Regions from separate parts of the Homo sapiens genome. Here regions 1, 3 and 4 are each linked to region 2. A link is a loop called in an ENCODE intact Hi-C map of the cell type or tissue named here. Cell type or tissue: Caco-2. All regions are shown on one strand. Region 1 overlaps DANCR (differentiation antagonizing non-protein coding RNA). Region 2 overlaps SCFD2 (sec1 family domain containing 2). Region 3 overlaps SCFD2 (sec1 family domain containing 2). Region 4 holds the start of ERVMER34-1 (endogenous retrovirus group MER34 member 1, envelope).

Region 1 (5,000 bases), 260 kb before region 2:
CTCTGTCACCCAGGCTGGATGGAGTATAGTGGAACAATCATAGTTCACTGCGGCCTTGGTACCCTAGGCTCAAGCGATCCTCCCACCTCAGCCTCCTGAGTAGGTGGGACCACAGGTGTGTACCACCAGACCTGGCTAATTTTGTTATTGTTGTTTTTTATAGAGGTGGGGGGGTCTCCCTATGTTGCCCAGGCCTGTCTTGAACTCACGGGCTCAAGTGATCCTCCTGCCTCAGCCTCCCAAAGTTCTGGGATTACAGGGGTGAGCCACTGGACCCAGCCAGAAACTACTTTTAACAGTTCTAATTGCCACTTGTCTTGGCTGTATATTCAGAAATAGCCAGATTGGAATTATGGTTTTTTGATTGCTATTGATAGGGAGGTTCAAATGCAATATACCAAAATAGTCTATTTCAGGTGTCTCACTGACATATTTAACTTTACACAAAATTTAATATGAATTCTTTGCTCTAACAGTCAACAATTTTTAGGTCAACAAAAGAATAACTCTATTCACATCTAAGAAAGTTAGTTGGCAACCTTAAAAGCTCTGTTGTAGCCAGCTGAAACATAACCTATTCCAGCAATTTCACAAACTACACAAAGAAAAATTGGTAAATATTTCAACAGATGAGTACAAATAATCTTTGGAGAAGCTGATAAAGATTTCAGTGCTATATCATCTTAGCCTGCTATTTTCCCACCTACAAAAGGGTCGAAAATAAATCAGCTTTTTCTTGTCCAATTAATAGGAAAATGATATATGAAATACTTTAATTATTAGTCGGCACTGTCCCACCCCGAAAGAACCTAAGACTTAAAAATACATCCTAATAACATGTATATTGCCACTTGGCTGTACACTGAAGACTCAGGTATCTACAGTATTTTGTATTCTCTTCCCGATTGCACGATTTTTTCAGTGCTTTGCTTTCAGGGAAAACAGACTCAGGCTGGTCTTTCTTATGGTATTAAGTACAGGCTACTTTAAGATAATTTTGTGGTGTTTGCTAAATTCAAGAAATCAATACAGGCCGGGCGTGGTAGCTCACACCTGTAATCCCAGCACTTTGGGAGGCCGATTCCGGCGGATCACCTGAGGTCAGGAGTTCAAGACCAGCCTGGCCAACATGGTGAAACCCCGTCTCTACAAAATATACAAAAATTAGCCGGGCGTGGTGGCTGGCGCCTGTAATCCCAGCTACTTGGGAGGCTGAGGTGGGATGATCGCTTGAACTCGGGAGGTAGAGGTTGCAGTGAGCCGAGATCGCGCCACTGCACTCCAGCCTGGGCGACAGAGCGACACCGTCTTAAAAAAAAAAAAAAGAATTCAATACATAGTGTCATGTGCCTTTACTGGGGGAATCTCCTTTACCTTTTGGGGAGGCTGATAGGGCTGCTTAAAATATTTGTATTAGGCACTGGAAGATGTAAACGGGACCTTATCCTATTTAAACTCTCTTTAAATTAGCTAGAAATGGGCTGGGAACAACAGGAACCCACCATTTAACTACGGCGGCTAATCCCCCAAGTATGGTAACATACTGTACTGCACCCCCTAAAAGTGTGTTACCAACAGGACCACAAACAAGTTTGCCCACTGTTTTTAATGCAAATGTTCCTTTCAAGATCGCAAACCCTTCAATACACAGGGCCTAATCCAGTCGCGCTTTACTACTACGGGTTACTCCCGCCAACTGGCAGGGGAGCCGCCCCGGGCCCCGCGGAAAAGGCAGGTGCGCGTGAGGGAAAGCATGAGAGCCCGGGCCGCGCCCACCTCGGCCCCAGGCACTACGGGTCCTGCGGGTCCCGCGGGTCCCGGATTCGAGGCGAAGCGGCCCAGAGCCTGCGGCTGCTCAGACCTCCTCACCGCGCCCACCTCCCAGCCACCTCCTGGCTCCAGGTCCAGAGCAGGAGCAGGACTACCGGGGTCCCTGGCACACAAGGAGCAGAAATACCTTGAGGGGCGGGACCAAGTAGCCCAGCGCTGGAGGAAGACCCGCACCCTCGCGGGAGTTCTGAGAGCCTTAGCAGGCCGCGACAACACTGGGAGACGTGTCTGCCAATCACCGGATGGGGGCGGTCCTGGGGGGGGGGTCATGCAATTGGCTAAGCACGGAGAAGCTCTCGTTCCATTGGCCATTTTTCCGGCCTCAAGCCCACCCCTAGGCCTGAATCCCCGTCGCGTTCCGCCGGTCTGCTTCTCGGCCGAAAGGCTGGGGAGGAGGAGAGGAAACGCCTGGGTTAGTTTTGGTTCCTTCTGCTGGCGCTCAGGCTGCTGGAAGAGTCCTAGACCTTCACCCGTGGTCCCTTGGGCCCGTTTCACGCCCACGTTCTGACATGTCCTGTGGTATTCTGTACCTCTGCCTTCTACCCTGTGTCCCACGCTGATCCATCCTAGGCAGGGAGAAGGCAGCGTCGCAGGGACAATGCCAAAATCAAGATATTTCTCTTAGAGCTTTCTAATATTAATACCTTATGTCTAGGTATGGTATACAATAAGCATATATATATTTTATAAATCTAAAACCACTCCCCCTCATTAAATCATCAAACTAGTCCCAATGAAGTAGGTACTGTTATTCCTTATTTTTCAAGCAAGGAAACATGAGCAGGAGGATTTAGTGATCGGCTCACGTCCTGTCATGTTTACTTCCTAAATATCAGCTGTATCCTGTCCTCATTCCTATTCCCTTGCTCTAATTCAGACCTTCATAATTGCTTGCCTGGATTAGTTCTACAAATAGCTCCCAACTCCTTTCCCGGTCATCCTCCAAAGCCAAAGATTAATCTTCCTAATGCAAATCTGATTGTGTCTCTTAAACCCTTCTCAAGCCTCTCAAATGTCAACTCCTTCTGTGGCACCTCATTGCCTGTAGGTTCTGGCAGAGACTGCTTTTTATTGAAATATAACATGACCACAGATGAGTACACAAAAATGCACATTCGGCTGAAATTTCACAAACTAATCACAGTCCTGCCACCAACAACTAATTTAAGAAACAGAACATGGCGGGGCGTGGTGGTTCATGCCTGTAATCCCAGCACTTTGGGAGGCCGAGGTGGGCAGATCGCTTGAGGTCAGGAGTTTGAGACCAGCCTGGCCTACATGGTGAAACCCTGTCTCTACTAAAAATACAAAAATTAGCTGGGTGTGGTGGCACACGTCTGTAATCCTAGCTACTCCGGAGGCTGAGGCAGGGGAATCGCTTGAACCCGGGAGGTGGAGGTTGCAGTGAGCGAGATCATGCCACTGCACTCCAGCCTGGGTGACAGAGCTATACTACATTAAAAAAAAGAAAAAAAGAAATAGAAAGAAAGAGAGAGAGAAAGGGAAGGAAGAAAGGGAGGGAAGGAAGGAAGGAAGGGAGGGAGGGAGGGAGGGACGGAGGGAGGGGAAAGAAACGAAGAGAAAGAAAGGAAAGAAAAGAAGGGAAAGAAAGGAAAGAAAGAAAGAAACAGTACACCAGAAGTATTTCCTTCCGGTAGCTAACCACTCCTTTTCACCCAAAGGTAACCGCTAGCCTGACTTCTAACAGCATAGAGCAGTATCCTTGTGTTTGTGCATTATATACATGTGATTTTTTGTGTCTGGTTTCTTTAACTCACTATGATGGTCATGAGGTTCATCCATATTTTGAGTATAGTCACAGTTTGCTCATGAGAATGCTGCAGTGCAGTCCATTTTGTGAATATACCACAATTTATGTATTCAACCAATTGTTGATAGGCATTGGAGTAGTCTACATTTTGGAACTATTAAAAATATTGCTGCTATGAACATTGTAATAAACGTCTTCTGATGAACATGATAAAAGATGATTGCATTTCTGTTCGGTGTATACCTACAAATGGAATTATTGGATCATAGGTTATATACCATGTTCAAATTTAGTAGATATTAAATATTTTAAAACAGTTTTTCAAAGTGTTTGAGCCAATTTACACTTATCAGCAACATATGAGTATTCCAGTTGTTCCACATTCTCATCAACACTTGGTATTTTCCATCTTTTTTCATTTTAGCCATTTTGGTGGGTGATAATTGTGCTTCAGGTGATTTTGATTTGCAGCTCCCTGATGATTAATGAAGTTGAGCACCTTTTCATCTCTTTATTGGCTATTAAGAAATAACTTCATGAAGTGTCTGTTAAAATCTGTGCCCATTTTTAGTGTCTTTTAAATTTGTATTTTCCTAACATTTGATTATGAAAAATTTCAAATATTTAGCAAAGTTTAAAGAGTTTTACAATAGCGTCTGTAAACTTACCACATAGATTATTCTACCATTAACATTATATAACACTCACTTTAGGATATTTCTACATTTACCTGTATCTATCTTAATGTTGTTGCATTTCAAAGTAAATTGCAAACAGCAATACATATTTGGCCATTTAAATATTAATATTTCAGCATGTATATCATTAACTAGAATTTAATACTTCAGGTTTCTTTTGATGTAAAATTTACATGAAATGAAATGCACAAATCTTTAGTGTATATATTTGCTGAGTTTTGACAAATGCATTCATTTGTATAACCCAAACTTCTATCAAGTATAGAACATACTATCACCCCGGAAAGTCCTTCATGCTCCCTACCATTTCCACTTTCCCAGGGACAACCAATGTTCTAATTTTTTTCCTCACTGTAGATTAGATTTGCCTGTTTCAGAAGACCATATAACTGGAATCATACAGTATGTTCTTCTGTATAAGGCTTCTTGCACTCAGCATGCTGTGTTTGAGATTTATTCATATTGTTGCATGTGTCAATAACTTATTCCTCCTTATTTCTGAGTACTATTCCATTGGATGAATATATCACAGCTTGTTTATCCATTGTAAGAAGATTTTTAAAAATGACTTTATTGAAGTATGATTGGCATGCTAAAAAGCTATACATATTCAATGTACACAACTTCATAAGTTTGGAGATAAGTGTACACCCTTAAAACCATCAGCACAATCTATGCCATGAACCTAATCCATCACCTCC
Region 2 (5,000 bases):
GTCTCAGTTTCAAAGCATTTTATAGTTCTATACTATACTTGGAAAATATTTTCCAATGGGCCTGTGGCTAACCTTTCATATTATGTCAGGGTCAGTGCTGAGTAGAGGGTTATTAGAAGATAAATTCAAGAGAACTGCTATTTTTTTTTCTAAGAAAACAGGAAGGTCATTGCTAGAAAGGATCAAGGTCCTTATTTTAGAGGAGAAAATCAAGGCCCAGAAGGTTAAGTGACTTCCTGAAATCACACAGCTTTCAGGCAGGGGCAACACCACACAGGAAGGCCCCGAGTCAAAAAGAATTTGGAAGGGGTACAGGGTGAGCCAGGAGAGACGGTCAGGGCTTAGAGAGCCACTACCAGGGGTTTACATTATATTCCAAGATGAATGGGCAGCAGTTGAAGGATGTCACACAGGGAAATGCTAGGATCTGGTCTGTGTTATCAAATATAAATACACTACTACTGTTGGGAGGAGAAAGACCAGCTGGAGGTTCTTACAGTGTGCAGACATGTGATGATGGGGGCCCAGGTGAGAATGTGACAGTGGAACTGGAAAGAAGGAAATGGATTTGAGATGTATTTTAGAATTAGAATCAAGAGGACTTACGGACAGTAAGGAAGAGGAATGGATCAAGGATGACTCTTATGTTTCTGGTGTGGGTGGATAATGGTACTGTTTATAAGCTGGAAAGATATAAGAACAAGGAACCAAGATTCTGACTTTGGACATGTGGTTATGGGAGGCTAGAAGTGGAAGCCATACAATGGAGGCTGCACTGCATGGTGTCTGTCACAGCATAAGCATAATGGTGGTGGTTATTTTCACTGTAACTCTCTCCATCACCCGAGTAGAGTTACTATGGCCAAGGGGAAACAGATCAGAATTGTGATGTAGTTTGTACACGGGCTAGTTTGACTGCATAATGAATGGTAGACACATTTATTGGTAAATTGATGCAGATGTCTTGAATGTTGGGTATAAATAGGCATTCATTGAAATCACACTGATTTTGATGACTCTTCTACATAAGTAGTCAGAGATCTGCTTTGAATTACAGCTATTACTGATGACCTAAATCTTATGCAGAATTTGTTACCAAATTTTTCTACTCCAAAGTAAGCAGTTTTGACTTATAATAAACTACTTATCAGTATAAATACTAGCATTCCTATTGATAGCTTATTGTTTGGATGTTATTTATCCAATCTCTAAAAATTGATTCATTTATAAGATAGTTCAAATTGTCTTCCACTGTCAGTGGAAACTGAATATCACCTTAAGAGAATATGCCTGATACTGTTTTGAAGCATGTTGATTTTCTACCAGCTATGTGCTCAGACACTCCTCTACTGCTCTCTAGTGTCCATAATTACTCAGCAGACCTTTAAGTTTGCACATGTAGCAATCCACTGGGGAAGAAATAAAAACCTTTATCTATACTTCATCCCAATTTATTTTGGGAGATGTACATGCCATAAGTAGTCAAAATAATAATCCACCTGGAGCAGTAAATATTTTCAGAAAATCCATTCTCATGGATTTCCAGTGGGCATTATTTACAATCATGATTCTCTAACCTCTCAGAGAGGTTATTTTTATTGAGTTCCAATGTGAACTACTTGGTCCCTTGGTTTGTTGTGCTGGCTTTTGACAGTGTTATGGTTCAACCTATACAAGGTATTGTTTCAGTGCCTTCACAATAGACCTGGATGCTTGCCAGATAACATAATCTACAAAGTGCACAAATAAAGGAACAGAGGGGCACGATAACTCTTTGCCTAGCCACATGAGAGTACCAGATCTGATAAAACCAAATTCAGCGTTCAATGTATATATTTGTCATTTCCAACACCCATAGAATAAGATTTTAAGGACGGATACAACTAAACATCACAGTACAGCAGAGAATTGTGGTGATATTTATGACTCTTGTGTTAAGTGTTTCCAAGAGAAGGAAAGCCACATTTTAAAGCAGTCAAAATAATTTAAAAGCTGTAATTGCGTGTGTATATATGTATGCACAAATGTTCAAAGGAGATGTATTTACCTTAGTTTAGTGGGGATTTATCTCAAATACCAAGATCTAAATTAAGCTGCTTGTTGTAGTGGGTCTTACAATATACTTAAATAAAAAATAAATAAATAAACTGCTTGAACAGCCTACATTTTCTAGACAAGTGCTATTTTTCTTTATCTACAGAATAAAGTGGTCTGTTCCCAGTTCCAGGAGCTGAGAGCTCAGTTTCCAGGCCCTCTTCAGTAATTTGCCTATTCTAATTTATAGAACCTAACAATTCCCATGTCTAAAACTGTGAAACCCATCTAGATAATGAAAATGGTGCCCTCTGCTGGAAAGAATCAAGAGGAACTAGAGTGACAAACCCTCTCCTTTCTCGTGTTGGTTTCATTACCTGGAATATGGAAAAGAAACATTTATATTTGTTTTAGGAGTTAACCTAGTATCCTTGCCTACACCCTTCTTAAGATAGATGCTCCATCAATCTCTTCTATCCTGGAGAATTTAGGCTGTTTTGCCAAACATTTCTTTTCTGAAGAGAAAGCCTCACCCCAAATATTGACTCCCACATAGTTTTTGACTGAGTAAATAGGGTTATTAGTTTACCACTTCTCTGCAAAGCAGTTGGAGTACCTGTGTACATGAAGGAGAATGTAAGAGAATGGTGGATTGTTCAAAAAGCATCTCAAGCCTACTCATTGCCCCTGCCAGGTTCCCAAACAGGAAGCCACTAGGGTGGTAAATATAACCCCAGTGGGTGAGTTACTCCAAGGGCACCTTTTGTAAAACTCTGGAGGCTATATTGGATATATTCATAGTGAAACAAAAGGGTTGAAGTTGAACATTTACAATATTAAAATCACTGACATAACAAAGTGAAGAATTTGAGTGTTGTCTTTAATAGGAACTTTTTCTGCTGCTCTATAAAATAAAGACCTCAACACTGTGCCACAAAGCCATCATTGTCAAGGGTGTTCTATCAACACTGCTATGAGGATCCAACCCACTTTTAATTATTTATCAGGGAAACAAAAGAGTCACAAGGTGACTGACAGTGGAATCAAATGCTTTCCAATAGGACTAGACTCATAAAAGAGCTTACAAAGGTTTAAGTTCCTCTGAAGCCAGGGCCCCTTTGGTGTATATGTGACCTAAGAGTGACCATTATATAATAGAATGAATGGGAAACTGCCTGTTCACCATGAATCCTAAACAAGTCTAAGTAGTTCTTCTTGTTGAATCATCAACGACAAATCCTTAGGTCGGCAGAGGCCTGAAGTCATTTGTCATCCAAATATAAGGGGAGAGAGGCACATAAAGCCATGTGCAATGTTTAACCTCAGGTTCCAAGTATTTAATTTTGAGTCCTCTTTTCCTCATGGGCTGTCTTCAACTTTCCAAAACAACTTTAATGAAATGCAGCTGGATTCTGTACCTTTTCCAATAATGCAGGAGACAGGAAAAATGATTTTGCTTACTTGCCTACACTTTTTATAAGCTAAAGTGTGAATGAACTATCAAAACCTACTGAAACTTATTAAGCTGAATTCTGTCACCAGTAACACATTTTATAGCTTTTAAAAGAAAAGCTATGGGGAATTTTGAGTAGGACATGGGTATTTAAAAACACAGTTCGCTCATTTAATTGGGAGCTGTACAGCTAAGCTTCAGACAATTTAAGTTTTAAAATTTCTCTTGGGGTTTTAAGGGTATTGATCATAAAATACTTATTTAATACTGTTTGACTGTGTGACTGCTCCTTCGCAGTAAGGGTCATCCTTGCCCTGCTCCCTCCCAGGTATGAAGAGTGGGACATGGTATTCAGCATGTGTTAGTGAAAACACAGAAACAGCCAGCATTCTTCTGAGTACAGTTTTAGGACCTTTCTGCTGCAGTGAAGTCATTTTGGTTATTTCCAGTAAATATTTATTTCATTTGGCACCATGCTTAGCTCCTTATTTATTAATTAGCATTATGTTTCATTCTAATGCTAAAATAGAAGGCTTTCAAGTTATTGAGGATCCCAAATGCATTTATAATAAAATGCTAATATCATCTTTGTATCTTTGGGGATTTTGGTGTTGATAAATTTGAGGGTGTTTTGGAGAGGTTTCTAGCACCATATAGCAGCATATTATAAAACCATGGCAGTTTTATTCTATTAAGAAATCACACCCCCAGACGTATCTGAAAAACTTCCTTTGGAAGATTGCAAAAGGCCAGATGCAAATTTTTTGCTTAAAAAATTAGTCCAGGAATATAAATATCAAATGTTTATGATTTTAGAAGGTCCAAATATCTGTCTGGAATTCTGGGTTGAAGTTAGCAGGTTAAGGTCAAGTTTTTTTGAAAGTCTCTCCAAATATGCAACAGATGACACTGCAATTCCAGCTGTGTTCACCTATTCTTAGAACAAAGCCCTACATGTACTAGGAAATTTCCAATCAGATAAGAAAAACACCAAAGAGAATGGGTAGATTGGTGAGGTGCGGGTATATGGACATTTTTTTTTAAGTGCTGAACAAATCGCCAGGAAATAATTTCTTCGAAGACACTGAGAGGACAGAATTAGCATACAATTCCTTTACATATTCTGTTTTTGCACCTGTCCCCCTGTGACGTCGCAGTCAAGCAGATCTCATGTTAACCGGCTCCCTGGCTTTGGTAGGTGCCTGGGGCTGGAGGCTGGCTTCCACCTCTTCCCTCCAGAGCTGAGCCTCTTTGCCCCGTGAGAATTACCTCCCCACCTTTCTTCCCTCTGCCCGTTCCCTGAGCAATTTAGAGGGGAAAAAAGGGTAAAGTTTTTTTTTTAATAGTCATCGAGTATATGTAAGATTTTAAAACTTGTATCCTCCACTTTGGGTATTAAGGGAAAGCTCAATGATAAGAATCTAATTCTGCAACGTTTGTGGCTAATAATGACGGTGCAAGTTCAAAATTACTCTGAGCTTGTGATAGAAGTCAATAAGTATTCTCTCAGCAA
Region 3 (5,000 bases), 70 kb before region 2:
GTGCACATTTATATAGCAGGAGAAAAGAAACTATGATTTAAAATACAGAAAAGTAACAGCAAACACATCACATAATCCAGGAAAAGAACATAAATGCTTTTATTAATTGCCTGACCTACCTCTTTGATATTCATTTCTTACATTTTTTGGTTGCATTCTCTCTGATTATCTTTTCATATAACAACAATTTTGAAATAACATTTTCTATGAAAATGTGATAGTTATCAAGCTATTGTCTCTCAATTCCAAACCCTCTCTTCTAGACTCAGTTCTGTGATGCTGGGCTGAGACTCTGAAAACCACTTCTGTGCTTTGCCAGCTAGGTCTGTTAGACTCTGCCGATAGGGGGCACTCGAGGGAGACCAGAAGGCAGGAAGAACAGGCAGGAACTTGCTTCTCCTGTTTATTTGCAATTCCTGCCACCATCACCCTGGCGATGGCCTCTCACCACTTGAAGCTGCCCCTCCTCTAGACTTTTAAGTCATAGGATTTAATAAATTACCTTTCTTTTTTTTTCAAGCTCAAAGTGGCATTTTATTTAGTAAACAATCAGTATGCATAATGCTATAATAGTAACAGAAGCTGAGTAAGTCTACAAACAAAACAAAACATGACAAATCTTGAACACTGACAAAAACAGGTACAGATATTAACAGAAAAGATGAGATAATGAACATTATAAAAATTTATTCTAAAATACATTTATTCCACTAAAACAATGCAGTAGAGGATGAGAGGGACACTCTGGTTTAATATTTTATCTAAAAGCATTAAGATTTTTAAAAAAGACATAAAATGGGAAAAAAGGAGAGGGGCAAGAATCAGGGGCTAGAAAGGCAGAAAAAAATTACCTTTCTTGTTTAAGCTTTTTAGAACTTTTTTCTTTATCTATTTTTAATTGTAACCAAAAGCATAGTAAACGATGTAAATATTAATTCATAGAGAAGTTGATAGGTTTTCCTACTTGAATGGGAATATGGGGAAAAAAAAAACCCTCTAAATTTTCTACTGAAAGAACTAAGTACAGAACAACTGGATTACATTGTGTATTCAGAGAGCACAATTTGGTAAAGACTTTCTCAGGCACGAAACAGTACTTGTGCCTTCTTAATAAAAAAAATTTCCAGTTAAGTTTTAATGAGGAGAACCTTTGGTTTCTGTCTCTCAGCCTCTTAGTTTGGACCATTTTGTGCCCTAAATCATGTCACTGAAATCTGGTTAGAATGAACTGCTTGGCAATGACTTCTTAGATGGGAACCCTCTGACTTGCATGAAATTTTCTACTCAGCCAGGAATGACTCACTTCTCAGCAAAGGACCCTGTAGAAGGTGGTGATAGTGGAGACAGATGTGATTTCTCTGGTGCCCTACTCAAAGATTCTCTCGCATGCTAGGAAGGGCCAGAGGAGAGATTAGCCATATAGTTTGTCTCCATATTAAGAGGGTAAACCATAGTAATTTAGTTTTCCTAATCAAACACTCTCTGCCAGTTCACCTTTTTGGGAGATTGGGAGAGGAATTAAAAACTCAGAAAAATTTGTTCTTTCCTTTTCTTGCTGGTCATTTATTTATTCCTTATATCTCTGGATATCCAATGTGGGCTGGCAATAGGAGATCTGTGCCCTGCCCAATCATTCAGGGACCCAGGTTCCTGCTACACCAGGGATCCCCAACCCCAGGCCATGGACCGCTACTGGTTCGTGGCCTGTTAGGAACCGGGCCACACAGCAGGAGGTGAGCAGTGAGTGAATGAGTGAAGCTTCATCAGTATTTACAGTTGCTTCCCACCACTTGCATTACCGCCTGAGTTCCGCCTCCTGTCAGATCAGTGATGGCTTTAGATTCTCCTAGGATCACAAACCCTATTGTGAACTGCGCATGTGAGGGTTCTAGGTTGCATGCTCCTTATGAAAATCTAATGTCTGATGGCCTGTCACTGTCTCTGTCTCCCATCACCCGTAGACAGGACTGTCTAGTTTCAGGAAAACAAGCTTACCTCTCCCACTGATTCCATATTATGGTGAGTTATATAATTATTTCATTATATATCACAATGTAATAATAGAAATTAAAGTGCACAATAAATGCAATGTGCTTGAATCATCCTGAAACCACACCGCCCCACCCTGCACCGCCTGGTGCCTTCCACAAAAGAGGTCCCTGGTGACAAAAAGGTGGGCACCACTGTGCTACACCATTCCCTAGAGCATTAGAATCCTACACTGAAGACTTTACCTCTCATCAGCAGATGATGAATGAGAGAGAGAGTATGAAGGATTTCCAGAGACTTTATGGGTCCAGCCCTAAAGTGATATGTATCACTTCCACCGCAGTTCATTGGCCATAACTAGTCACAATTCTACAAAGGAACCTGGAAAAAGGAGTCTAACTGTTTGCTACAGAAGAAAAGGCAATGGAGTTTTGGGAATACACAGGATGGTCTCTGCCATAGACACACTGTTAAGTTTTGATTGGAACATTAATGTAAATATTTCCTTAACAACTGGCAAGCTGCAGGTTGTAGGTAAAAGATTATTAAACCCTTTTCCCTTCTGCATAAGAATTTAACCTTTGGTTAACTTTTTATCTCTGTTTCCCTGGAAACCTGATAAAGGAAGAATGTCAAACTATGCAGCCAGGCAAGATTGCTTATGACAAAAATGACCGCTGGTTGGTAAACTGCATTAAACTGAAAGAACTATAAAAATTTGATAGAAAGCCAGAGCTTTGGGCTTCTCTGAGTATAATGATTCTTGAATAATAACTGGACTTGTCCCTTGGAGGAGTGCTGGAAGCTATGTCTGTGGAGTTCTTACAGAGGAATTAGCTCCTACAGGATATGAGGTTTTTAAGCCAGGGGACTGGTGTATTCATCCCATGTGAATCTAGCTCTCTCACTCCTGAGCTGTCACCTTGAAACCAGTCCAAGTAGCTCCTCAGTAGCTGCGTGGACTGCTTCAAGCTTCATGGATGGTCATAGGGACTACTCCAAGGAAGAAAAATGCCTTATGCTCCCCTGATGGGGAGCTACTTTCCTGTCTCGGGCACACTTGTGTCAAGTGGGAGCCATGACCACAGAGCTGACTTATTTGTTAGATACAAACATACAGTGCCTTGGGCCCACATTCCTTTTGAGGGCCCATGAAAATACATTTTTTTAAATCAGAAGAAAAAATACTTTAAGGTGAAAGTGATGTTTTCATATGTAATATTGATATATTTATTTTTACACCAGTGCAATTGTACCATATGCTTTTTACTATTTTTTATTTTTACAAAAAAAGGGGCCCATGAAGGTCATATCGTGGCCCTGTATGAGAGCCTCATGAGGCTGGCCTGATAGCTTGGTAGAGCTTAAAGAGACCCCTTGATGGCTGATACACATGGAATAGCTGAAGTTTCAAGAAATGAATCCTTAAAAAAATACCACATTTAAGTAAAATATGATAACTAAAATACTGTGTCAATGTCTCTGGTTATTCTTTTGGGGTGAACATACTGTGTGGTGGGTCTGGAAGATTCTTTTGTTGACTTGAATGTTAGCTCTTCAGGAAAAGCAGTGAGTATAGCAGCAGTTCCTGACATAATATATAGTAAGTCAGATACAATCTTGAGAAACCAGTGTAACTACAACATCTTGAATTTGGTGCACCTTAAAAATGACTTAGGATAGCAGTTTCCAAGAAAACCCAGTTGTGGCCACAGTCACATCTCCATCAGCTGGGGCTGCTGACCTTGTTTTTGCTGTTACTGTTGGCATAGCTGGGGGCTCAGTTCTGATAGTGAAGATGTCTGCTTCTCCCTTTTCTGCAAAATTGACTCTGAACAACCAGCCTCTCAGAAAAACCAGGCTTACTGGGAGGGTATTCATTTTGTTTCAACCCAAGACAGCACAGAAAAACATCTGTTCAAAATTGCTCATGGCTTTGACTAATCCATGGCTCATTTATTTTTATTTTTTGCTATAAGATGACTGTTTTTTCTCCTTTCATCTTCTTAAAGGAAACAATTTATTTGTAGATTTAAAAATGGTTCATTTGTCTGTCTGTTCATCCATCCATCCATCCATCCACCCACCCAGGCTTCAATCCAGAAGCAGATTAGTTTTTAAAAATTTGAGTATAGCCCCTTCAATTCAATATGAGGAAGGTGAAGCCCAAACACATTAACATGTTTGCTTGAGTTCACACAGCCAATTAGAAGTAGACTCAGGACAGAGCCAAGTTTCCTGGCCCTCAATTTAGTCCTACCCCATGCTGATTCCTTCAGAAAAGATGCTAGCAGTTCTGTTAGAAAGAATCAGGAGGAGCAATAGAACTTAGCACTTGGAAAAGAACAACTGGAGGCCAGGGCTGGGCACTGTTGACAAAAGAGGCCAGGCCTAAAGCCTGTTCAGAGAGCCACATTTCACTGGGCACAAGATGAATCAAGCCTCCTCAGGCACTGCTGGTTCAAAATGCTCTTGTTCAACATGCCAGAGGCACAAAGTACAGTATGTGTCTGTGGAAGGTTTTTTGCAGCTCAGCCCTGCTCTTCAAGATGCATGCCAAGGCAAGCCATGCGAGAGCCATACAGTATTTTGTCTGAAAGCCCCGTATAAGCTCCCTGCCCTGAGACATCTGCCTAATATCCTCCTGGTGTCACAGTTGAGGAATGGCATCACATCAGACACTGTGGCATTTAGTGGGGAGATTAAGCTTCTCACTAAACTGAGCATTTGCAGTAAGAAACGGAAGGGTAAGAAGACTTTCTGCGGCCGGGCGCAGTAGCTCATGCCTGTAATCCCAGCATTTTGGGAGGCCGAGGTGGGCAGATCACCTGAGGTCAGGAGTTCAAGACCAGCCTCGCCAACATGGCGAAACCCTGTCTCTACTAAAAATACAAAAACAATGTAGCTGGGCATGATGGCGCGCGCCTGTAGTCCCAGCTATTTGGGAGGCTGAGGCATGAGAATCGCTTGAACCTGGGAGGCAGAGGTTGCAGTGAGCCGAGATTGCGCCA
Region 4 (5,000 bases), 230 kb before region 2:
CGTTCCTCCTGATCTCGAAGGCAGGTGTGCACACTTAGCAGCTGGCTGTTGCTACCAATGGATTCCCAGTTGTGCTGCCTTTGCCTAACCTCTACATGCTCTCCCAGGCATAACCACAGAAACCTTCACTGAGATATTGAAATTAGCATTAACCACCCCACACACCTGTTTTTATTTACTCAGTTTTGACAAGCCTTTCCGTGTATATTGCTGTGAAAACAATGAGATAGCTGTAGGTATTCTAGGACAACTTTCTTCCTCTCAGGTAAGTTGCATAGCATATTTTTTTTTCTTTTTTTTCCTTAGAAACAGGGTCTCACTCTGTTGCCCAAGCTGGAATGCAGTGGTGCAAGCATGGCTCACTGCAGCATCGAACACCTGGGCTCAAGAGATCCTCCCACCTCAGTCTCCCCTGTAGCTGGGACTACAGGCATGCACCACCATACCTGGCTTCCTTTTTTAAAAAAAATTATTTTTAATAGGGACAAGGTCTGGCCATGTTGCCCAGGGTGGTCTCAAACTTCTAAGCTCAAGTGATCCTCTCATCTTGGCATCCCAAAGTGCTAGTATTATAGGTGTGAGCCACCATGCCCGGCCTCATAGCATATTTTTCATGTCAGTTGGATCCCGTGGTATCAGGCATGCTCCTATGCCTATGTAGTGACCTCAGCTGCCATCCTAATTGACAAAGCCATTAACCTTACAATAGGTTCTCTTATTTACCTTTGTTTCCCATTCTGTGTCAACTCTTACAGTTCCATAAAAGAGTGCCTTTCTACTTGACAGACCAACCCCTCCTCATCTTGCAACTCTGTAATGCTCTAAACCTGTACCTCTCCCTGATGGAGAACCCCACTCCACATCACATGATTGCCTTACAGTCACAGAGTTGGCTTCTAAACCACAAGAAGACCTCTTAAGATACTCCTTGAGCCATCCACACTTACTCTGGGCCGGGTGTGGTGGCTCACACCTGTAATCCCAGCACTTTGGGAGGCCGAGGTAGGGCAGATCACCTGACGTCAGGAGTTTGAGACCAGCCTGGCCAACATGGTGAAATCCCATCTCTACTAAAAAATACAAAAATTAGCCAGCGTGGTGGCTTGTGCATGTCTTCCCAGCTACTCGGGGGATCACTTGAACCCAGGAGGTGGAGGTTGCAGTGAGCCGAGATGGCAGCCTGGGCAACAGAGCGAGGCTCTGTCTTAAACAAACAAACAAAAACAGACTTACTCTATCCTGTGACAACTCTTATAAACAAAATTCTCAGAAAGATAATAACCAGCTATGACATAGTGAGCTTGTACACTGGTGAAAGAGAAAACGTACACTACTTACACTGACTAGGTATACCCTGGGACTCTGCCATGTCCTTGGCAGTTTGGAAACCCCATAGATGATGATGATGATGATTTGAGACGGAATTCTTCTTATTATTATTATTAATTGAGATGGAATCTCACTCTGTTGCTCGGGCTGGAGTGCAGTGGTGCGATCTCCGCTCACCACAACCTCTACATCCCAGGTTCAAGCAATTCTCCTGCCTCAGCCTCCCGGCTAGCTGGAATTACAGGCATGCACCACCACGCCTGGCTAATTTTTGAATTTTTAGTAGAGATGGGGTTTCACCATGTTGGCCAGGTAGGTCTCGAACTCCTGACCTCAGGCAATCCGCCCACCTCGGCCTCCCAAAGTGATGGGATCACCGGAGTGAGCCACTGCGCCCTACCCCCCCATAGATTCTCGACCTCAGCATATACTCCCATCACCAATGGGCATATAATTGTTATCCTATTACAGTCTATTTATTTTCCTACATAAATTATTATTGTTCATTGCGCAACACTTAGGAAACTGATAGAGTATCTTTATGGAATTGTAGGGCTGAGAAAGCTGCTAAATGGGCAGGCAAAAATGGACTCCCTGTCTCTCCTCCACCCAGCTTGCGACCCTCCTCTTATCTCTGACTCACGTTCATTGTCGGGCAAATGCCCCACAACCTAAAACAGACATGGCTACCAAAGGGGGCCAAGCAGTTATGCGATGGATTAGACATGGGACCAAATGGACTTCTTTGGCCACTGTGCTCACAAAGGGGAGACATAGGAGAAGCTCAGGAAAAAATAAAGCGTTATACTCACAAGTCCTAAAGACAGGAACCATGCCAACCATACAGGGCCACATGGGAAAGACACCAGGATGGTCAACAGGCAGAAGATCATCGTGAGGGAAAGGTTCAGAGCACAGCCTCTATTGCCTTCCTGTTAAGCGAGCAGGATTCAGACACCAGGAACCCTCCGGTCCCACTGGCCACGTGCTCAGGGCTGGGTAATTTCCTCCCGCTCAAGGGTAGGAACATACCTGCGCTTAAAACTGAGGCTGCCGCACCTCCGCAGACGTAGACAACGAATTCCTGGAGCCCAAGGTCGGCCGGGGTTGGGTTCCTGTCGCCGCACGCGTGGCCCGCCCGAAACCCGCTACAAAGTAGCGGCGTGTCTGCCCTAGGGAGGCAAAGCGCAAACTTGTTACCGCGCCGGGACCTGCCCCGGGATTCTCCCAGCGGCTCCGCAGGACGCAGCGCCTGTGCCTCGCGCGGCCCTGGGACGGGCACGGCCGTCCGCCCCCTGGGCCGCCGAGGGCTGCTTTACCCCTCCGTTCTGGCCGCGGGCAGCAGAGGAGCTCGGGGCGGGCAAAGCTCGAGGGGACACGGGGCGAGCCCAGACCCTGCCTGGGAGCCCTCCCCGCCGGAGACCAAAGGGCAGAAACGCACTCACAGTGCAACTCCGAGGGATAAACTGGCCGACGATCGCCGCCAGGCCAGAAGACCAAGAAGAAGGCTCGCGGCGGGAACTGAAGTGAGCGGGGACACACGAGGGCTGGGAAGATCCTGGGTTGGGGCGGAGCGGGGCTGGGAAGATCCTGGGTTGGGGCGGGGCGGGGCACCGCAGAGCGGACAGCCGGATTCAGGCACCAGGAACCCACCGGTCCCACTGGCCAGGTGCTCCGAGCTGGGTGATTTTCTCCCGCTCAAGACTAGGAACATACCTGCGCTTTCGGCGCAGGGAAGACTCTGGGCGAGGGCGGGGCTGGGAGGAGGGCCGCGGGGCAGGCAGCCAATCCCAGGAAACTTCGGGACGAGGGCAGGACGGGGGCTGGACGGGCCCAGCCATTGGCCACCTGTGTCCACTGCCTGCCTAGGTCTGGCTTCCTAGGTCTGGCGGGTGAGACACAAGGCGAGCCTGCACGAAGCATCCTTCGAACCTCAGGTACCCTGGGCAGGAGAATCGGCTTCTTCAGGCATCCTGCTGGGCCTTGGCCCTCGTCGATCTGGTTCTCTCAGCCCCTCGGTTTCTCCCCTGGGGAGACTTCGCGATTACCCTCTCCTCCCCTTGGCGCCTAGGCTCTCAGTCACGCGACCGCCTAGAGCCCTGAGCTGCTATTTATGCCGCGTTTTTATTCACTTAGGTATTCAGCACGCCTTCATCAGGTGTGTACTCTGTGCCAGGCAATCTTCTAATCCTTAAATGGACGAAACAAAGGCCTCCCTTGGACTGACATTTTTAATGAAGAATAAAAACCCATAATGAAATATAAAAATATTAACGTTATAAGAGCTAAGGGAAAAAACATGTGTTACAACTTGAAAATACAAAAATAGGAAATCATCTTTCTCTGTGGACGAATGAAACCCCTGATTCTAAGAAACAAAGAAACAAAACTCATCATGACTGGTGTTCTGTACTCTTTGGAAAATACGTTTTACTGTAGAAATGACTAAATGCGATGAAAGACTCTTTACCAGAAGCAGTGGCTGGTTGGCGGCGCCTGTACGCCTGAGGAGCACCCTTTTTGTGTCCATGTTTGATAAAGCAGAAGAGACCTAAAGAGACAAGGGGCGGCCGGGCGCGGTGGCTCACTCCTGTAATCCCAGCACTTTGGGAGGCCGAGGCGGGCAGATCATCTGAGATCGGGAGTTCGAGACCAGCCTGACCAACATGGAGAAACCCCGTCTATACTAAAAATACACAATTAACCGGTTATAGTGGCGCATGCCTGTAATGCCAGCTACTTGGGAGGCTGAAGCAGGAAAATCGCTTGAGGCAGAGGTTGCGGTGAACCGAGACTGCGCTATTGCACTCCAGCGGGCAACAAGAGCCAAACTCTGTCTCAAAAACAAACAAACAAACAAACAAACAAAAAAAAAACCACAAGGGCCATCGCTCTGGGGCGTGGGACATATGGTCCGCAGTTGGGATACTAACTGTTGTATGGATGGGGGAGTGGTCCTCAAACCCTGGAGCTTCTCAGTCCCTGCCTCTTTCAACCTCTAAATGGGCCCACTGCTTTTCCCTTCCCACTGTTCTGCCGGCTGGAGCACCCCCAGCACCAGCAGCGCGGCTCCCACGCCTCTGGTCTGGGCTCTGCCAGCCCCACGGGTCTAAGCTCTCCCCAGGCCATTATTTTTTGTCTCCTCTTTCTTCATTGAGGTCCTCTCTCTGTCACTTGCTCTTTTGCCTGGCTCAAGACATGGGTTTAAACACTGTTTATACTACCCCTTGCTAATGTTGACTCACTACCCCATATCTTTTTCTTTTTTCTTTTTTTTTCCAAGTAGCACTCTTTGAGATGTCCTTTTATTGATGTTTCTTTACACGTTGTTTTTACATGCATTACAGTGTGATGAACATATCCATCCACTGAAATAACATTATTCTCAACTACGCAAAAGAAAGCAATACTCTTAGAAGAATCCTTTCTGCATATGTCTTTAGACACTTTTACATTCATAACACTGGTCACCAACCCATTTCTATGTTTAAGTAACTTGACTTTTTCTCCTTCTCCCTTTCTCTACCTATTAAATTCACATTTTATTTTACCCCAAGCTACTTTTACCTAGTACAGTGTCTATGTTTTTCACTGTAAGATTGAGTAAGGCCAGAGATGAGGAGAATAGTGATTGTGAAATAAAATGAAAGATATACTCAATTCTTGGGAGC

The links. Hi-C counts contacts between places; a loop is a spot of excess contacts. Peaks named below come from ENCODE experiments on the same cell type or tissue, not always from the same donor. Only the 100,000 strongest peaks of a DNase experiment are listed, where the experiment ranks them.
Region 1: it touches region 2 in a loop (6-fold over the local background); 42 of 110 quality-filtered maps call a loop at or near these places.
Region 3: a loop joins it to region 2, with 3 times the contacts of the local background. A loop is called at or near these places in 22 of 110 quality-filtered maps.
Region 4: it touches region 2 in a loop (4-fold over the local background); 2 of 110 quality-filtered maps call a loop at or near these places.

The regions. Positions count from the first base shown.
Region 1 is chr4:52,720,359-52,725,358 of GRCh38, forward strand. It overlaps DANCR (differentiation antagonizing non-protein coding RNA), which reads left to right. Exons shown (of 5, transcript NR_145129.1): 5 at 1-339. Among named protein-coding and RNA genes, the nearest start is that of SNORA26, 9.6 kb to the left of the region's middle. RefSeq lists silencers at 1,635-1,774, 1,955-2,004 and an enhancer at 2,165-2,464. In Caco-2, no CTCF peak of the experiment used is centred here; a DNase peak (open chromatin) is centred at 2,043; H3K4me3 peaks cover 1,392 bases.
Region 2 is chr4:52,981,412-52,986,411 of GRCh38, forward strand. All of the region lies in intron 5 of SCFD2 (sec1 family domain containing 2), which reads right to left. Among named protein-coding and RNA genes, the nearest start is that of SCFD2-AS1, 57 kb to the left of the region's middle. In Caco-2, CTCF peaks have their summits at 1,366 (motif pointing left) and 2,345 (motif pointing left); no DNase peak of the experiment used is centred here.
Region 3 is chr4:52,911,535-52,916,534 of GRCh38, forward strand. The region is part of intron 6 of SCFD2 (sec1 family domain containing 2); the gene reads right to left. Among named protein-coding and RNA genes, the nearest start is that of SCFD2-AS1, 13 kb to the right of the region's middle. RefSeq lists an enhancer at 399-488. In Caco-2, a CTCF peak has its summit at 333 (motif pointing right); DNase peaks (open chromatin) are centred at 367, 2,662 and 2,957.
Region 4 is chr4:52,748,569-52,753,568 of GRCh38, forward strand. It overlaps ERVMER34-1 (endogenous retrovirus group MER34 member 1, envelope), which reads right to left and starts at 2,857. Exons shown (of 3, transcript NM_001242690.2): 1 at 2,775-2,857; 2 at 2,362-2,501. It overlaps LOC107986281 (a long non-coding RNA gene), which reads left to right and starts at 2,399. Exons shown (of 2, transcript XR_001741691.2): 1 at 2,399-2,855; 2 at 3,466-4,989. In Caco-2, no CTCF peak of the experiment used is centred here; DNase peaks (open chromatin) are centred at 2,323 and 3,093; H3K4me3 peaks cover 1,990 bases.